2 separate regions of the Homo sapiens genome follow, and region 2 is linked to region 1. A link is a loop called in an ENCODE intact Hi-C map of the cell type or tissue named here. Cell type or tissue: ascending aorta. All regions are shown on one strand. Links, peaks and the distances in the headings refer to the core of each region. The heading gives the core; the rest is flanking DNA.

What was found. A loop is a pair of places that touch in the nucleus more often than their neighbours do. Peaks named below come from ENCODE experiments on the same cell type or tissue, not always from the same donor. Only the 100,000 strongest peaks of a DNase experiment are listed, where the experiment ranks them.
Region 2: it touches region 1 in a loop (4-fold over the local background); 3 of 110 quality-filtered maps call a loop at or near these places.

The regions. Positions count from the first base shown.
Region 1 is chr1:68,492,656-68,503,356 of GRCh38, forward strand. DEPDC1 (DEP domain containing 1) reads right to left here and starts at 4,427. Exons shown (of 12, transcript NM_001114120.3): 1 at 4,297-4,427; 2 at 1,775-2,040. The coding sequence starts at 4,344. It overlaps DEPDC1-AS1 (DEPDC1 antisense RNA 1), which reads left to right and starts at 4,021. Exons shown (of 3, transcript NR_110671.1): 1 at 4,021-4,116. RefSeq lists enhancers at 4,108-4,157, 4,268-4,327. In ascending aorta, for the core only: a CTCF peak has its summit at 4,668; a DNase peak (open chromatin) is centred at 4,536; H3K4me3 peaks cover 1,968 bases; H3K27ac peaks cover 728 bases.
Region 2 is chr1:68,124,560-68,132,559 of GRCh38, forward strand. It overlaps WLS (Wnt ligand secretion mediator), which reads right to left. Exons shown (of 12, transcript NM_024911.7): 12 at 801-1,776. The coding sequence ends at 1,667. All of the region lies in intron 8 of GNG12-AS1 (GNG12, DIRAS3 and WLS antisense RNA 1), which reads left to right. Among named protein-coding and RNA genes, the nearest start is that of MIR1262, 55 kb to the right of the region's middle. In ascending aorta, for the core only: no CTCF peak of the experiment used is centred there; a DNase peak (open chromatin) is centred at 4,513; H3K27ac peaks cover 1,745 bases.

The DNA.
Region 1 (10,701 bases), core at 1,405-9,404:
GAGAGACTAGTTGAGGATTTATGCAGAAATCCAGGTAAAACAAAAGCAAAACAAATAAAGAGAAATCCAGGTAAGAATTATAGCCTAACAAAAAGAAGATTCATCTTGGAGAGAGATGTGTACAGATCAGAGAACTACTTAGGGAGCACAATAGACTAAATCATATTTAAAGGACAAGAAAGGGAAAGAATCAAGGCAACTATAGGGAAGGCAATGCAATTTATTCAGATAGGAAACCTAAGAAGACAAAACTTAGGTTAGAGGGTGATAGTCATTTTTCTATATGGTTTATTTGAAGTGCCTTTCCAGGAGGCAGATGAAAAAACATGGGCCGAAAGCTCAGGAAAGATATTTCAGGAGAGGCCTGAAAGTCTTAAGAAAAGTAGGCGAAGACATGGCATGAGATTGCCTAGGGAGAAGGTGAAGTAAGGACAAGGGCAGGAACTTGAAGATGGGAGAGTTAAAGGATGAGCAGCAGTAAAGGAGCCCACAAAGATAACTGGGGAGTAGTTAAGAGAGGGAAGATTTGTAGAGTGCTATACAAAATGGATTATTCATATGATTGTTATTGTAGTTTACTTGTATGACATAAATCATTTTTGGTACATAGGAAACAATAAATTCTTAGACATTTCATTTGAAAAGTACCTAATGTTGTAGGAAAAAAAAAGCATGGGCATTAGATTCCACAGGCCTAGTTTAATGGATACATAACAAAGAACCGTAGGTCATAAGAGAAAAAGCAATTATGCTGACCTGTGGGAATCAGAAAAGCTCCACAGAAGAGGCTATAAAGGAGCTGAGATTAAAAGAAATGTATAAGTTTACTAGCCTGACAAATGTGTACAGTGTCTCACGGTGGAAAAACATTTCAGGCAGACAGAACAAGATTTGTTGAAGCATGGTCTCAGTTTCCCCATCTGTTAAAAGGGGTTAATACCTACCCTGCTTGGCTACTATAGCAATTAAGTAAGAACACATATGTAAATCATCAAACAGAGTTTCTGTTATATCTTAACTGCTTAATAAATATTCTCTTTAACCTGTGGTATATTTCTTCTGTTATCATTGTTATTTTTTGAGATAGTCTTGCTCTGTCGCCCAAGCTGGAGTGCAGTGGTGCAATCTCAGCTCACTGCAACCTCCACCTCCCAGGCTCAAGCAGTTCTCGTGCCTCAGTCTCAGGTGTGTGCTACTACACCCAACTCATTTTTTGTATTTTTAGTAGAGACGGGGTTTCACCATGTTAGCCAGGCTGGTCTCAAACTCCTAGCTTCAAGTTGATCCGCCCACCTCAGCCTCCCAAAGTGCTGGGATTACAGGCATGAGCCACTTTACCTGGTCCTGTTATTTGTCTGTTATTTATTATGTAAGATTTGCTATTATCCTATTACATGTATTCTTAAATTAAATTATATGTTTGAAGGGAAGGATCTGTGAACTTATAATCTAGAAACTATGCAACTAAAGGTCAGTAATATGTCCTTAAAATGTTATAAAGTGTTCAGAATATGCGGAAGTGATAATACATCAGTATTTCCCTTCCAATTCCCTACTTTATTATATATGCTAACACTTAAAAACTTTAAATTTTGTAGCAATTAACTTTCACATTACAATTTTTCTAAATGATTTTAGTTGAACTAACAGCATTAATAGTTTTCCAAAGAAATAAAACTTCTTTGAAGAAGCTGCTGTTATAGTAAAAGTATAATATAAGTAGAGATAAAACTTTACAGTAATTCAGTTTTACAGTTACATATCTGTTCATTACCTGAAGAGCTGGTTGTTATCATCAACATTTTCTGATCCCCACCTCCCTTTGATATCTTCAATTACATGATTCTTAAGAAATTTCCTCAACAGTTGGATAGTCTGTTGCCTTGTAACTTCAGGACCAAAATTGCTATTATTTCTTAATAGGTCATAAAGCCAATCCACTGCTTCTCCTGCTGTGAAACAATTGCCATATTTTTTAAAGTGTTGTCTGTGTTTTCTTAGAGGCATTCCTGCTCGAAAAGATGTGGTAACTTCATTCCACTGTAAAAAGAAGGAAAATATTTTTAAAAAATTGAAGAAAAATTAAATCTCATATTGATTTGAAGTACATTAGGTAAAGAAAATTCTTTAATTCACATCTGATTATATCATAAAAATTCTTGAAGAATCATTCATCTTATTTGTGCCATATAAAATTTTATATCTGGCCGGGCACGGTGGCTCATGCCTGTAATCCCAGCACTTTGGGAGGCCGATGCGGGTGGATCACCGGAGGTCGGGAGTTCGAGACCAGCCTGACCAATATGGAGAAACTCCGTCTCTACTAAAAATACAAAATTAGCTGGGCATAGTGGTGCATGCCTATAATCCCAGCTACTCAGGAGGCTGAGTCAGGAGAATCACTTGAACCTGGGAGGCGGAGGTTGCGGTGAGCTGAGATTGCACCATTGCACTCTAGCCTTGGCAACAAGAGCAAAACTCAGTCTCAAAAAAAAAAAAATTATATCTTACACTGCTTTCTTTTTATTAATTCTAGTGCTGTAGTAATATTTTTATGTAATAGCTTTTTTATTAGAAGAACTTCATTGGCTGATCTAAGATCCTTATTTAAGATCCTGAGCTTATTTAAGAAATCTGGAAATAAGGAAGAACTACAATCAATAGAGAAAACATTCATCCCTGTTTTTTACCTCAATTAATATTAATGTTGGTAGCACTGTGCTTCACATTCATTATTTCACTTTAATTACCCCAATTCTATGAATAGGTACTATTAATTTCTCATTTTTCACATAAGGAAAATAAAGCAGAGAGATTAATAAAATGACCAAGGTCACACAGCTAAGTGATGAACCTAGGCATTCAAACCCAGGTGTGATTGACTCTAGAAACTGATATTGAGCTGCTCACTCTGTACTGGCCTGAGGACACAGTAATAAAAATGACAGAAAGGGACTCTGTACTAAGGGAGATTACAGAACGGCTTTCCTGAGATGCAGTACAGGGTAGTGGCTTTAAGAACAGGCTCTGGAGTTAGACTAGTAGGGCTGGTTTCCCAGCTCTAGCTCTGCCACTATTGTTTATGACTTTTTGGGCCTATCTTCAATCTCTATGCCTCAATCTCCTTAACCACAAAACAGGGACAAAAGGACCTAACGAATGGGCTTATTGGAATGATAAAATGATGTAATATATGTGAAGTACTAGTAAGCATTCAGTGCATGTTTTCTTTTTCAGCGTGCTTATACTACTTTCATCTAATGGGTTTTAAATAATGTGGCAGGACTACTGATTGAGGTTCCTTCCTGTCCTAAATTCTATCCTTCATATTGGTAAATATAGCCAATAACTTACTAAGTAGCAGAATCCATGTAAGATCGCCATACCAGGAAGATCTGAATTCTAGCTCTGCCACTTGCTGTTGATGTGACTCTAGAGGGCATTTAACGTCTGTGAGCCTCAGTGTGCACCTGATAAAGTAGGGCTAATAATACATGCTCGTCTGAAGGGCATTCCTAAGAGGAAAATGCTTGTTATTCTGCAGATCACAACACACTTTAAAAAACAGCATCCTCCTGGGAAACCCCTTAAGGCAAGCATGTATTAGTAACCTTTACCAATGTGGAAACAGGCTCACAGAAGGTAGGGGACTCACCTAACGTCACATAACCAGCACCACAGTATCCTATAGAACCGAAGACCCAACTGCACAAAACGCGTTAGGAGTGCTGTACGTGCAATTCAGGGACCACCAGCAGTGGTTACTGATGGGTACTCAGAAATACCGTTTTGAAACAGGCAGCTGTTATCCTAGTGCTATTCGGCCGATACATCCTGCGTTAAATTCTATGGGTTCAATAAACAAAATTGCCACATTCGGGCTTGCCCCCCACCTAACCCTACAAAGCTTTGGACCTCATTCCCAATTGTTCCCTAATTCTGAGGCGGGTAGAAAATCAGGCGAGGTGAGCGGCCAAATCGGAATATTCTAAGACGCCCCCACGGGACGCCGGCCACACCAGGCACAGGAGTCGCTCCTCATAGCGAGTCTGGTGCGGCCTACGCGCGGCGCTTCCTTTCGGACCTGAGGCCCAGACCCTCAAAATAGAGGGAGCGGTGAGTCTGGCAAGGGTTGCATACCCGCTACTTCTCCTCGCCAGCCTTTTCACTGAACCTAGGGATCCTGGGACTCATCCCTCCGACCGAGGTAAAACTGCGAACGGTCGAGGTAAAACTGCGAACAGTGGTGACTGCCGTCAGCCCGCTGACCGGTCCCGTCTATCCGAGCTGTCTTACCAGCTTGGTGGCCCGATAAGGCCCGGGAGGCACACCCTGACTCTCCATAGGTCTGTCAGCGCCCGGTGGCGTCCATGGCGGCGAAGGCGACACTCAGGCCCAGCGGCCGCGGCAGTGGCGAGTCTCGGCACAACCGTTGGCCCCGCCGCCGATTTGAATAGCATAGAGGGCTGCGCGGATTGGCCGCGCCGCGGGTCACGTGACGCCACAGCCAGGCTCGGGAAGGAGTCGGCGAGGGCCGCTCGGCTGCGTCCTGGGGCTCCAGTAGCTGGCGCGGGCTGGGGTGGGCTGGGCTGGCCTGGGACCGCCTCGATGGGACAGGCTCGGGTTTCCCTGGCGCTGTTTCTCCCTCCTGCGGTCTACGGCGAGGCGGAGTCACAGAGTCCTGTTTTCGTGCTCAGAGGGGATGAGCTCTTTAGTTCCAAACGAAATTATTTGGAGTCCAGCCTTTGGTTTAAGGGAATTTGAAATTTGAAAAGACAAGAAAATACGGTTTTTCTGCCTGGCCCTACAGGATCTTCAGCAGTTAGCTTAGAAGGCAAAGCAACCTGATGGATATGTGTCGCAGTTTCTCTCTCTGCTGCCTATCCTCTCTCTCAGCAGGTGCCATGATTCTCTGAAGTGCTAAAATCTAGGTTCAGAACCCCCTAATTGTGCAGTAAAATGGATCATTCAGAACCCCCCAGTTGGGTAATAAAATGGATTATAGGTAGTCTTTCTTAAGTACATACAATGTGGGGCTTGGGAAAGGTTGTGTACAACTTGTCAAATTGCTTCCCTTAAACTCTACCACTGTATAAGAATGTTGGTTATGTTTGGATCGTGATTATACACTTAAAATTTCACTAGGATCTTAGAAAATAAATCTTCAACAGAAGTCAATTTTCAAATGACAAAAACTACATTCCGAGAGTTGAAGAGACTTACTCAGTCTTAGGTCTCCTTGGCAAAGCACAGACTTCATGCTTTTAATAAATACCCTGTCACCAGTCTGAAACTATCTGATGCTAAGAATCCCTTAGTAAAGTGGGAGATTGCTTGAGTGATTTGAAGCTGTGGAAGAATTCACTTGGAAATTAAATAGCAGTTTAAGAGGATAGGATGCAGTAAAAAGAAGAGATAAAGAAAAATGTTCAGGGAGTGGTAGTGTAGGTCTGTGGAGTTTTCCTTAATTTGGGCAGAAGCACATCTATTTTCTACCAGGACCAGTGGGTAGGAATTTTCAAAAACATACTTGGTAAACAGGAACAATCTACTCAATTTTCCACTTATGTTAAGGAAAAGTAAAATGATTGATGTTACAAAATAATGTTAACTGTTTCTTACCTGGCTTTATGATACATTGTCCCAGGATTTTCGTTTTTCTTTTCTTTTTCCTTTCAGAAGGAAATGGAGATGAGACTGTGGAAGCCAAAATTTATTTTTGCCCAGCTCCCCAAGTTGAAAATCATCTCACATACAGCCTTTGATATAGGTAGCCACAGCTTAATAGTACCTTAATAATCCACTGTGGCTGTGGATTCACTCTGCACCATCCACTTTCACATTTATAGTGTCTTTAGATGATAAAATATTTAAAAGTTAGGTTTTTGTTAAATGTGAGTGGTCTGAGTTTCTTTAAGGTAACTTTACATACCTTTGCTCTTAACAATTATTCATTGATTGCATAGTTTAAATCTTGGAAGTCATTTTATTTCCTCTCATTACCAATTCTGCGAGAGTCACTTTATCATCCTTTTCCTAATTCTCCTACATTAGAATTTCTCAGAGTGGGTTAAAAACTACATGTTTTAGAATTTCCTGCAATACCTGTTAAAATGCTGATTCCTGGGATTCCCCAAATCCTGATTGGGGTGTATGTATATATGTGTATGTATGTGTGTGTGTGTGTGTTTGTCATGGGAGGGAGAGTACAGGGTAAATGTGTAGGGTTGGAGGAGGCTGTATCTCTGAAGACTGTGCAGCTGAGATGCTGTAATGCCCATGAACTGCCTAGCTGTGGACTTATATATGAAAGAAATATGAGCCTCTGTTAATTTACTCTTCTAGCTGAACCTAACCTAATCTACTCATTGTGATACAATGAGTATCACAAAAGAAAATGAGCTCTCTTCTTTTGTCTGCCACCATGTGAGATGTGCCTTTCACCTTCTGCCATGATCGTGAGGCGTCCCAAGCCACACAGAACTTAATTCAGGTAGCTGGAGAGATAATGGTGGATGGGAGGCAGGACTAGATTGCAGCTCCCACTTGGATGGAAAGAGCAGAATGTGGAGGCTTGCACTGTGAACTTTTGCTCCAGAATGACTGCAGGAATAAATCAGGAAAGCTGAGAGAATTGATAGACCATCTGAAGGAAGTGGATTGCTCCTGCAGGACCCGGAAGACACCCCAAATACTGTGCTGGCTGGTATCCATGACTGAGAGACCCACAGACAGTTCACATCACACGACTCTGTGCAGACAACCCCCAGTACCAGCCCAGAGCCTGGTAGACTTGCTGGGTGGCTAGATCCAGAGGAGATAACAATCACTACATCTTGGCTCTCAGGAAGCCACATCCCTAGGAAAAGGGGGAAACCACTACATCAAGGGAACACTCCATGGGACAAAAGAATCTGAACCACAGCCTTGAGCCCTAGGCCTTTCCTATGACAGAGCCTACCCAAATGAGAAGGAATCAGAAAACCAACTCTGGTAATATGACAAAGTTCTTTAACACCCCCCAAAAATCACACTAGCTCACCAGCAATGGATCCAAAACAAGAAGAAATCCCTGATTAACCTAAAAAAGAGTTCAGAAGTTTCATTATTAAGTTAATCAGGGCGATCCAGAGAAAGGCAAAGCACAATTTAAGGAAATCCAAAAAATGATACAAGAAATGAGGGGAGAAATTTCCAATGAGATAGATAGCATAATTAAAAAACAATAAAAACTTCAGGAAACCATGGACGCACTTATAGAAATGCAAAATGCTCTGGAAAGTCTCAGCAATAGAATTGAACAAGCAGATGAAAGAACTTCAGAGCTCAAAGACAAGGTTTTTGAATTAACCCAATCCGACTAAGACAAAAAAAAAAAAAAAGAATAAGAAAGTATGAACAAAGCCTCCAAGAAGTCTGGGATTATGTTAAATAACCAAATCTAAGTATAATTGGCATTTTTGAGGAAGAAGAGAAATCTAAAAGTTTGGAAAACATATTTGGGGGGATAATCGAGGGAAACTTCCCTGGCCTTGCTAGAGACCTAGACATCCAAATACAGGAAACTCACAGAACACCTGGGAAATTCATCACAAAAAGATCATCACCTAGTCACATTATCGTCAGATTATCTAAAGTTAAGATGAAAGAAAGAATCTTAAGAGCTGTGAGACAAAAGACCAGGTAACCTGTAAAGAAAAACCTATTGGATTAACAGCAGATTTCTCAGCAGAAACCCTGTAAGCTAGAAGGGATTGGGGCCCTATATTCGGCCTCCTCAAACGATTGGGGTCCTATATTCAGCCTCCTCAAACAAAACAATTAGCCAAGAATTTTGTATCCAGTGAAACTAAGCTTCATAAATGAAGGAAAGATATAGTCTTTTTCAGACAATCAAATGCTGAGAGAATTTGTCACTACCAAGCCAGCACTATAAGAACTGCTAAAAAGACCTCTAAACCTTGAAACAAATCCTGGAAACACATCAAAACAGAACCTGTTTAAAGCATAAATCTCACAGGACCTATAAAACAAAAATACAATTGAAAAAAAACCCAGAAAACTAAGGTATACAGGCAACGAATAGCATGATAAATGGAATGGAACCTCACATCTCAATACTAATGTCGAATGTAAATGGCCTAAATGCTCCACTGAAAAAATACGGAATTGCAGAATGGATAAGAATTCACCAACGAACTACTTGCTGCCTTCAAGAGACTAACCTAACACATAAGGACTCACATAAACTTAAGGTAAAGGGGTGGAAAAAGTCATTCCATGCAAATGGACACAAAACATGAGCAGGAGTAGCTATTCTTATATCAGTCAAAATAAACTTTAAAGCAACAGCAGTTAAAAAAGATGAAGAGGGACATTATATAATGATAAAAGGCCTTGTCCAACAAGAAAATATCAGAATCCTAAGTATATATGCACCTAACACTGAAGCCCCCAAATTTATAAAACAATTACTGCTAGACCTAAGAAATGAGATAGAAAGCAACACAATAATAGTGGGGGACTTCAATACTCCTCTGACAGCACTAGACAGGTTATCAAGACAGAAAGTCAACAAAGAAACAATGGATTTAAACTATACCCTGGGACAAATGGACTTAACAAAAGGCATTCTACCCAACAACCGCAGAATATACATTCTATTCATCAGCGTATGGAACTTTCTCCAAGATAGACCATATGATAGGCTACAAAATAAGCCTCAATAAATTTAAGAAAATTAAAATTATATAAAGCACTCTCTCAGACCACAGTGGAATAAAACTGGAAATCAACTCCAAAAGGAACCTTCAAAACCATGTAAATACATGGAAATTAAATAAACTGCTCCTGCATCCTTTATTGGGTCAACAATGAAATCAAGATGAAAATTAAAAATTTCTTTGAACTGAACAATAATAGTGACACAACCTGTCAAAACCTCTGAGATACAGAAAAGGCAGTGCTAAGAGGAAAATTTATCTTCCTAAACACCTACATTAAAAAGTCTGAAAGAGCACAAACAGACAATCTAAGGTCACACCTCAAGGAACTAAGGAAATAAGAACAAACCAAACCCAAACCCAGCAGAGAAAGGAAATAAGCAAGATCAGATCAGAACTAAATGAAATTGAAACAAAAAAAGAAGATAAATGAAATAAAAGCTAATTCTTTGAAAAGATAAATACAGTTGATAGACCATTAGCAAGATTAACCAAGAAAAGAAGAGAGAAAATTCAAATAAGCTCAAATAGAGGAGATGGATAAATTCCTGGAATGATACAATCCTCCTAGCTTAAATCAGGAAGAATTAGATACCCTGAACAGACCAGTAATAAGCAGTGAGATTGAAATGGTAATTAAAAAATTACCAACAAAAAAACTCCAGGACCAGATGGATTCACAGCAGAATTCTACCAGACATTCAAAGAAGAATTGGTACCAATCCCATTGACAGTATTCCACAAGATAGAGGAAGAGGGAATCATCCCAAATTCTATGAAGCCAGTATCACCCTAATACCAAAACCAGGAAATGACATAACCAAAAAGAAAACTACAGACCAGTATCCCTGACGAACATAGATGCAAAAATCCTTAACAAAATGCTAGCTAACCAAATCCAATGGCATATCAAAAGATGATTTTCCATGATCAAGTGGGTTTCATGCCAGGGATACAGGGATGTTTTAACATACACGAGTCAATAAATGTGATATACCACATAAACAGAATTAAAAACAAAAATCACATGATCATCTCAATGGATGCAGAAAAAGCATTTGACAAAATCCAGCATTGCTTTACGATTAAACTGTCAGCAAAATTGGCATACAAGGGACATACCTCAATATAATAAAAGTCGTCTATGACAAACCCATAGCCAACATAATACTGAATGGGGAAAAGTTGAAAGCATTCCCTCTGAGAACTGGAACAAGACAAGGATGCCCACTCTCACCACTTCTCTTCAACATAGTACTGGAAGTCCTAGCCAGAGCAATCAGACAAGAGAAAGAAATAAAGGACATCCAAATCAGCAAAGAGGAAGTCAAACTGCCACTTTTTGCTGATGATATGATTGTTTACCTAGAAAATCCTCAAGTCTCTTCCAGAAAGCTCCTAGAACTGATAAAATAATTCAGCAAAGTTTCTGGATACAAAATTAATGTTCACGGATCAGTAGCTATTCTATACACCAACAGTGACCAAGCTGAAAATCAAATGAAGAGCTCAACCCCTTTTACAGTAGCTGCACAAAATAAAAACAAATAATAACAACAAAAAACTTAGAAATATATCTCACCAAGGAGAAGAAAGATCTCTACAAGGAAAACTACAAAACATGGCTGAAAGAAACCATGGATGACACAAACAAATGGAAACACATCCCATGCTCATGGATAGGTAGAATCAATATTGTAAAAATGACCATACTGCCAAAAGCAATCTACAAATTCAATGAAATTCCCATAAAAATACCACCATTGTTCTTCACAGAACTAGAAAAAAGAATCCTAACATTCATATGGAACCAAAGAACATTCCACATAGCCAAAGCAAAAAGAATAAATCTGAAGGCATCACATTACCTGATTTCAAACTATACTGTAGAGCCATGGTCACCAAAACAGCATGGTACTGGTGTATAAATAGTCACAGAGACCAATGGAGCAGAATAGAGAATGCAGAAATAAGCCCA
Region 2 (8,000 bases), core at 1-8,000, 370 kb before region 1:
GGGACAGGAGTTCCCTGCTGGACTGGGAGGCACGGCTCCCTTTGATTCCTGGCACTGCAGTGGTTGATTGGTAAGTGGATATTGAGTGCACAGGATCGTACACCATCCCAATGTCCACCAGGTTAGGAAAAGGCCTAGAGAGAATAGCCAAAGTCAAAGCATTTTCTACTGTCACTGCTTACCACGCTTTAAGCCAAAGTCAGGAAAAGGCAGGCTAGGGGTGCTGAGTGGTGAATTACATGGACTGTGCCCCAGACCTCCAGACCTCAGTGTCTGAAAAACAAGTTACTCATGAAACTGGTTTTAGACTCCAGGAAAAACACATTTATGTGGCTTGCTGTTCATAAAACACTTCCATATATATGAACTGATTGAAATTTTCACTGTGACCCCAGTAAGCAGTTAAAGTTTATCGATATAAGTGAGGAAATAGCCAGGTCAGATGTAAATCACAGACCTTCAACAGGAAACAGTGTTCCTTCTCTCGGCTATCTCCAGTGCAAGTGTTAAAATACAACGAAAAAGGCTATTGGGGAAAGTCTGAATAGGGCAGAGGACGGCTCTGCTTCTAAAGCACGTGATGTTCTCCCCACCTTTGTTGTCACGCATATGAGCATCCCTTGCCAGCCTAGGGAGGCTAACCACACAGGACAGAAAATGTCACTCTTTCTCCAGGAATAGGTATTATCCCCAAACACTTTGATTTGATGATAAAGTATATCAGTTTTTCAGAAACCTATTTCCCCCATCAACTCCCCACCTCTAGGTTCAACCTGGAAAATAATCTGCACGCATGTGTATGAGTTTTAGCAGGAGGGGATATGCATGTACACATATGCATATACATACAGGTTTATTTAAATGATTGGATCTACACTTTTGGAGGCTATTTGAAGTATCTTATCAAAATAAAACGCATTTTAAGCAAGAAGTTAAAAAAGCTTTTCAGACCCGAAGGCCATTTAATACAGTAAATCTTACTTGGGTAGTTTAGCAAACATTTTTTAAAACCCACATCCAACAGATTGGTTAGTATTAGATACACAGATTTGGTTTCAAAGCTGAAATACCCCTGGTGGAATAAATCTTCTCATGAAATTCAGTTATATTATGCCACAAAACAGGGACACTTATCTATTGACAACTTAAATATTAACTCAGTGGGCTACCTGGTGATATAAATAGGAAAAAAACAGTGGTCATGGATTAGGAGTGAGAAGACTATGACACCAGCCTACCTTGGACTGGGACCGCAAAGGATGTTAAAATCTATCCTAGAATTTAAAACAGGAAAAATGTCAAATATTCCACTCCCCATTCGGCCCAAACCATCCCCCAAGGAATACACCCCCACCCCACCCCCACATGAGGTTTACTAACCAGCTGCTACAGATGTTACTATGTCACTAATTAACAATGATCACAGAAAATGTGTCATACCAGAGTTTTTGTTATCATACACAATGCATTAGTGGCTGCAGGAATCTTCCTCCAAAAGCTACCGTCAGAAGGCAAACTGACAAATGTCCATGCCGCTGGTCCAAGAAACCACAGCTAAGAGCCATGAGGCATTCATTTGTACATTGAGCTCTCTCTGGCATGCTCCCCACTCTAGTTAGAGGGGCTGGGGTATGGAGAGACCGTCCCAGCCGGGCGCTGCAGCCTCCTACTCCTGGGCCTCCTTGCGGGTCAACTTGTAGATCTCAGTGGGTCCGTCCACATGGGTGATAGTGGTGGTGAGCTGGAGTTCTTCCCCACTATGGACACCCAGATCGCCTGAAACAGGGTTTTCGGTGTTAGATGCATTCAAGGAGGAAGGAGAAGCAAGCTGGGGTTCATCTCATGGACAACTGCCCTGATGCTAGCCCTCTTTGACATTCTGAGCACACAGAGACACCTAGGGCACACAACATTCAGAACAAGGACTAACTCCAAACCTGTTCACTTGGACTTTGCAGAACTTTTTAAAATACCATTTTTGGCTCCTAGATGACAGTCATTAAGATACGTGAGTCAGCTCACTGCTGATATTATTCATAGTAATCATTAACATTTAATGAGCATTTACTTTGTGCCTGACGCTATTCTAATCACTTTGTAAGTGATCTTCTTTAATCCTCGCAGAAGCCCTCTGAAGTAGGCAGTATGAACGTGCCAGCCTTACAGATGAGGAAGCTGGGAGGTAGGCAAGGTAATTGTCCTGGGTGGAGGAGCAGGCCCACAAGAGAGCTGGCAAAGGAACATCTGATGCCAAGACCAATGTGATGGGCTAAACCAGCATAACACCCCTCCCAACGGATGGGTCAGTCAGGCACCAACACATTTGCTATGAATAATTTACAAAATAGGAGCCAGGTGCAGTGGCTCAGGCCTGCAATCTCAGCTACTCGAGAAGCAGGGGTAGGAGGACTGCTTGTGGCCAGGAGTTTAAGATCAGCCTTGGCAACAGAGCGAGACCCTGACTCTAAAAAAAAAATTTGTTTTAATTACCTGCGTGCAGTAACTCACACTTGTAACCTCAGCTACTCAGGAGGCTGAGGCAGGAGGATCACTGGAGCACAGGAATTCTAGGCTGCAGTGAGCTATGATTGCACCACTCACTCCAGCCTGGGTGACAGAGTAAGACTTTGACTCTAAAAAAATAAAAAAATAAACTACAAAGCATCTATGTCACGTGAAAGCAAATAAGACCTGCTTATATCTATCCATAGATTGGGGAAGGAGCCATGTCTAACACATCTAGGAACAATGAGGGGCTTTATTCTCCAGGAAAAAAGAAGTGCCAGAAACGTGCTGTGCATTTCCTTCTGCCCTCAGGATTGTCCTAAGTGTTCTGAACTCATTATCAGTGGACAGTGTTCTGCTAAAATGGAATAATTTGAACTTTTCTAAATTAGTAGGAGAAAAAAATTTTCTCTAAGTTAAACCTCGAAAACTCTGCTACCTGCCATAAGACAAGTGAATGTATAAACAACAAAGGGAAAATGGAAAACGCAACCACGCTCAGTCTGACTGTGTGTGGGGGTGCACGTGTGCACACATGTTTGTGGAGAGGGGTGCTGGGGAATAGAAAGTTAAACTTGTGTCAGTGATTTTTATATTGTGCACATATCATATGATAAGTTTTCTGGAACTGAAGTTTTTCTAATTTAAAGCATAGAATTAAGTAACTAAATGCTGTTTTCCATTGAAATGCCATACCATAACTTAGAAGCAGCCTTGGCCCTACCCTTAGGACTAGTAATCTTATCACTAATTTAAGAACTGCTAGGCATCAATGAATCTGGTGGCCTTAGAACCCCAGATGTCACTCCCACCCACTGGCCCAGCAGGCTGCTTGGCTGGTTCCCTTCACGTGTGCCACGCAGTATTAGTTTCTCATCGTAGACCCATTTCTCTGTGGCTGCACAGCAAAATCAGTCCTATTATTAAATGCCACCCTGTAAGCTCTCTACCCAGGAGATTCCCTGGCCTCAGAAGCAGACTCATTGGCTGCTGCAGAGGACTGCTGAAGACATTTGGGGCTGTTTTGGCAAGGGTCTAATCCACAGGACTATGGGTAGAGAAGGCATTAAAGGGGCATCAGTCCAGCCTCCAGCACATCCACATTCATCTGCCCTCAAGCCAGAGCATAGATGCCAAGTAAGGCTGGTGAGAGGCTTTAGCTGGGCTACTTTGGGCCAAGCTGAACCACCACTTGTACAGTGAGCAACTACTCCCAGGCCAATAACTTGTATTCTCACTGCTGCAACATCTAGTCCACACCTCAGTCAAGCACAAGCAGTCTAAGCTTCACATTTCTCAGTCAAAGCTATTTCTGGATTTGCATATCTGGGCTAGCCATCAGAACTTCAAAGCCAGTTTCATGATCTGCATGTCTGTGTGAGTCATCAAAATTTCAAAGAGTCCTGACCACCCCAGTGGACCCATTAGCACTCATAACCGTTTACCTAAGGAATCCCTTTCCCTGAGGACTTCTTAGAAATAGATGCTAGAGAGTAATTCTACTCAGGCTTTGAACCAAAGATGTTAATTCTTTAAACTTAAAATATGACTCCAATTAGCAGATCTTAGAATATGCATATGATCCTACAGATCACTTGAAAAAACAGCCAAAATTGCCTTGGCTTCTTTATTTAAATGGATACCTATGTCATAATGCTTAACACGTGCCTGACACAGTTCTAAATACTGTACAAATATTAATGCACTTAATTCTCATAGCAGTCCTCAGAGGCACTATTATCATCACTCCCATTCTGCCGATGAAGAAACTGAGGCACAGAGAGGCTAAGTAACTTGCCCAAGGCCCAAGCTGCTAAATAGTGTGTGGGATTCAAATAAATAGGTGCCAGGATGCAGGCTCTCAACTTTTGGGTTCTGCTGCCTCTTCTTAAATATTCAAGTTTCCAGCAGCCAGTGAGACTGCCAGTGAGGTATGAAGTCCACACACACAGCATTACAGCTAAAAATATCCGCATACAGCCGGGTGCGGTGGCTCACATCTGTAATCCCGGCACTTTGGGAGGCTGACGGCGGCGGATCACTTGAGGTCAGGAGTTTGAACCAGCCTGGTCAACATGGCAAAACCCTGTCTCTACTAAAATTAAAAAAATTAACCGGGTGTGGTGGCGCATGCCTGTAAGTCCCAGCTACTCAGTAGGCTCAGGCAGAAGAATGGTTTGAACCCGGAAGGCGGAGGTTGCATTAAGTCAAGATCGTGCCCTTGCACTCCAGCCTGGGTGAGAGAGTGTCTCAAAAACTAAACAAAACAAAAAACTACACATAAAATAATTTGAATAAATTGTTTAGCATATTTACTTTGCTTTTGTATCTGATAAATTTATAGCATATAAATCAGTGCACTGACAGGAGAGCTGTTATAAATTTATGAGTATTGGCCATATGCACTGTTAGGGGTTTAGCATGCCCTGTATTTCCTTGTACGATGTGAAGCTACTGTGGCATAATTAATTTCTCTACTGTGCTGGATGAGGACCCAGATAATGGGACTCCATGCACCAAAATCTATGTTTCACATGTGATTTTATTGTACCTTGAAGGCCAACTGTTCCCCCTTGGGGAATGGGTGTGTGAACGTGGCAGTAACATAGCACGAGTGGAGATCCCTCCACTTGCCTCCTAATTCCATCACCTCCTACTTCTGCCAAGGTCTTGCTCCATCTGTTAGTTTCCCCCTCTCTTGGCTCCTGCTGTTCAGTGCACAAACATGCTCAAAAGTCTCTTCCCATCTCAGACAAGAAAAAACCCTTCTGAAAATGTGATATGTGTCTTGGGGTGAAAAAGAGTGAGAAAGAAAAAAGAAAAGAATGCTTTAGTTTGCAGTAAATTTCTCTCCCTGGTTATGATGTCAAATTCATCACAGCTCATTAACAATTAGATGACGGTCTATTTCTTCCTAACCTTGTGAAATGAGACCAATCTCTGGCACAGATTTCATCCCAAAGGACTACGGCAATGCATCCATATGTGTGGAGTCACATCCACAGGTGTGTAAGCGGCTGCTTGGTTGTAACTGCCTGGAATGCCTAATGAGGATGAAGAAAGCCATATGCACTGGAGACAGCTTCTTAGGACCGGCAGCATTTTAATGACAATTGTTTGTGTATCTGTGCCCACTTCAATAAAAATGACAACAGCTACTCTCATTCTGAGGATGTATTACAGATTCCGGGAGAGATCGGAGGTACCACTAGAGGTCTTCTAATATTAATAAGGCCTACGTACTTCCATCCTCACCACTACCAATGCAAATTAACACCCCACTGCCCAAGTGTGAAAGCCAGGGAGCTCCCATACCATGAGTTCATATTTGTTCTCAAGGTCATACACAATGTGTGCCGGAGCCAAGATTCCAAACCATCTGTGTCTACCTCCAAAGCTTATGTTCTTTCCAGAACATTCATGACCTATCCTTTTTTGTAGAATTTTCCCTAGGCCCACACCAACCTCTCTCCTATTCACCTTCAAAGCTAAGTTCAAATGATAACTTTTTGTAACGAAGTCTCTGGTTCACAGCAGAATGAGAAAAACAGAAAAGTGTAGTATTTTAAAGCCAAATTATTTTCATGCAAAGAACTGCTTAAGAATATGTCTGCCTTACATTTTTGGTGTTAATATGATTGTTATGTTAAAGAACAAAATAGTGTCGCTGGTGCAGTGGCTTACATCTGTAATCCCAGCACTTTGGGAGACAGAGGCAGGAGGACCACTTGAGCCCAGGAGCTGGAGACCAGCCTGGGCAACATAGAAAGATCTTAACCAAAAGAAAAAATAATAATAAAATGGTGAATGGTAGGTTTCTTCTTCTTTTTTTTTTTTTTTTTTTTTTTAGATGGAGTCTTGCTCTGTCACCCAGGCTGGAGTGGAGTGGAGCGATCTCAGCACTGCAACCTCCGCCTCCAGGGTTCAAAGAGATTCTCCTGCCTCAGTTTCCTGAGCAGCTGGGACTACAGGCGCATGCCACCATGCCCAGCTAATTTTGTGTGTGTGTGTGTGTGTGTGTGTTTTTAAGTAGAGACAGGGTTTCACCGCATTAGCCAGGATGGTCTCGATCTCCTGACCTTGTGATCCACCTGCCTTGGACTCCCAAAGTGCTGGGATTACAGGCGTGAGCCACCGCACCTGGCCTTTTTTTTTTTTCCAAAGAAAGTAAATACCCAGGACAGTATGTGGTATATAGTAAGTGCTCAAAACACCCATGAAAGATTTGCCTGGTGCAGGCAAGGGCAGTTCCTCTGTACTCTGCATGGCTGGGTCTAGCCTAGCATATCGGCACTGGTGTTCTTCCCCACTGGCATTTAGGAAAACACCCTCAGTTAGAAAACAAGTGTGCCTTGGGATAGCTCAGCTTTGAGGATCCCTTCTGGGAGATGGGGCAGAGTGGCTTTGGTGGACAGGGTTAAGAGCCCTGGGTCCAGTTGTCTCTCGGTGCCTGTCAACCCCAGAGGTCATTTATTCCAGGCTTGGAGCGAGCCATTGCCCATGGACCTCCAAAGCACCTCCTGACACTTACTGCCAGGCAGTAACTGCAAGTGGGAGAAGAACACAATAGAACTTATTAGTTTGGGGGTAAAATCTTGGTGTTACAGGCTGAATTGTATCTCCCCCAAACTCTCAAATTCATATATTGAAGTTCTAACCCCTAGAACCTCAGAATGTGACTGTGTTTAGAGATAGGGCCTTCTTAAAGAAGTAATTAAGTTAACAATGAGGTCAATTGGGGATGGGCCCTACTCCAACAGACTGGTGTCCTTTGAAAGAAAAGGAGATTAGAATATAGATATACACAAAGGGAAGACCACGTGAAGACACAGGGAGAAAGTATCCATCTACAAGCCAGACAGAGAGGTCTCGGAAGAAACCCACGTTGGTGATACCTTAATATCAGACTGTGAGAAAACAAGCTTCTGTTGTTTAGGACACCCTGTCTGTAGTATTCGTATAGCAACTCTAGCAAACATTTAGGAAGCCGAAGGTTCTTCCCAAGAAGGTAACTGAGATGTCCCTATCATGGTGGGGTGACAAGAATTCTAAGACTCAGAAAAAATGATTTTAATTGACTGGGCCAGGAAAGGTCAGGTCACTGGCACAGCAATAGCCCTGGGAGAGGCAGGGGGCAGAAGACACCTGATTACAAACAGCTGAGCAAGGGGTGCCAGGCTGGTGACGGTCCATCAGTTGGTTCCCACCTTCACTGGGGAATGGGAAAACGCTTTTAAGACCTGCTTTAGGGTCTGGGTCCAGCCCGTGTGACAAGACCAATCCCATCAGTGCTCACAGACATCAAGAAGCTCAGCTGGCCATGGGCAGATCATCTAATGTACAATCAGGGAGATGGCGTCAATAAAAGGGGGCAACCAATGTCAGGGCCTCAGGACTTAATCCAACGCTTTACCGAGGCAACAAAGCCAAAGCCATCTTTCCTATGAAACAAGGGGCAGGAGACCTCAGAAACCTCCAGGAGTAAAACTGACATC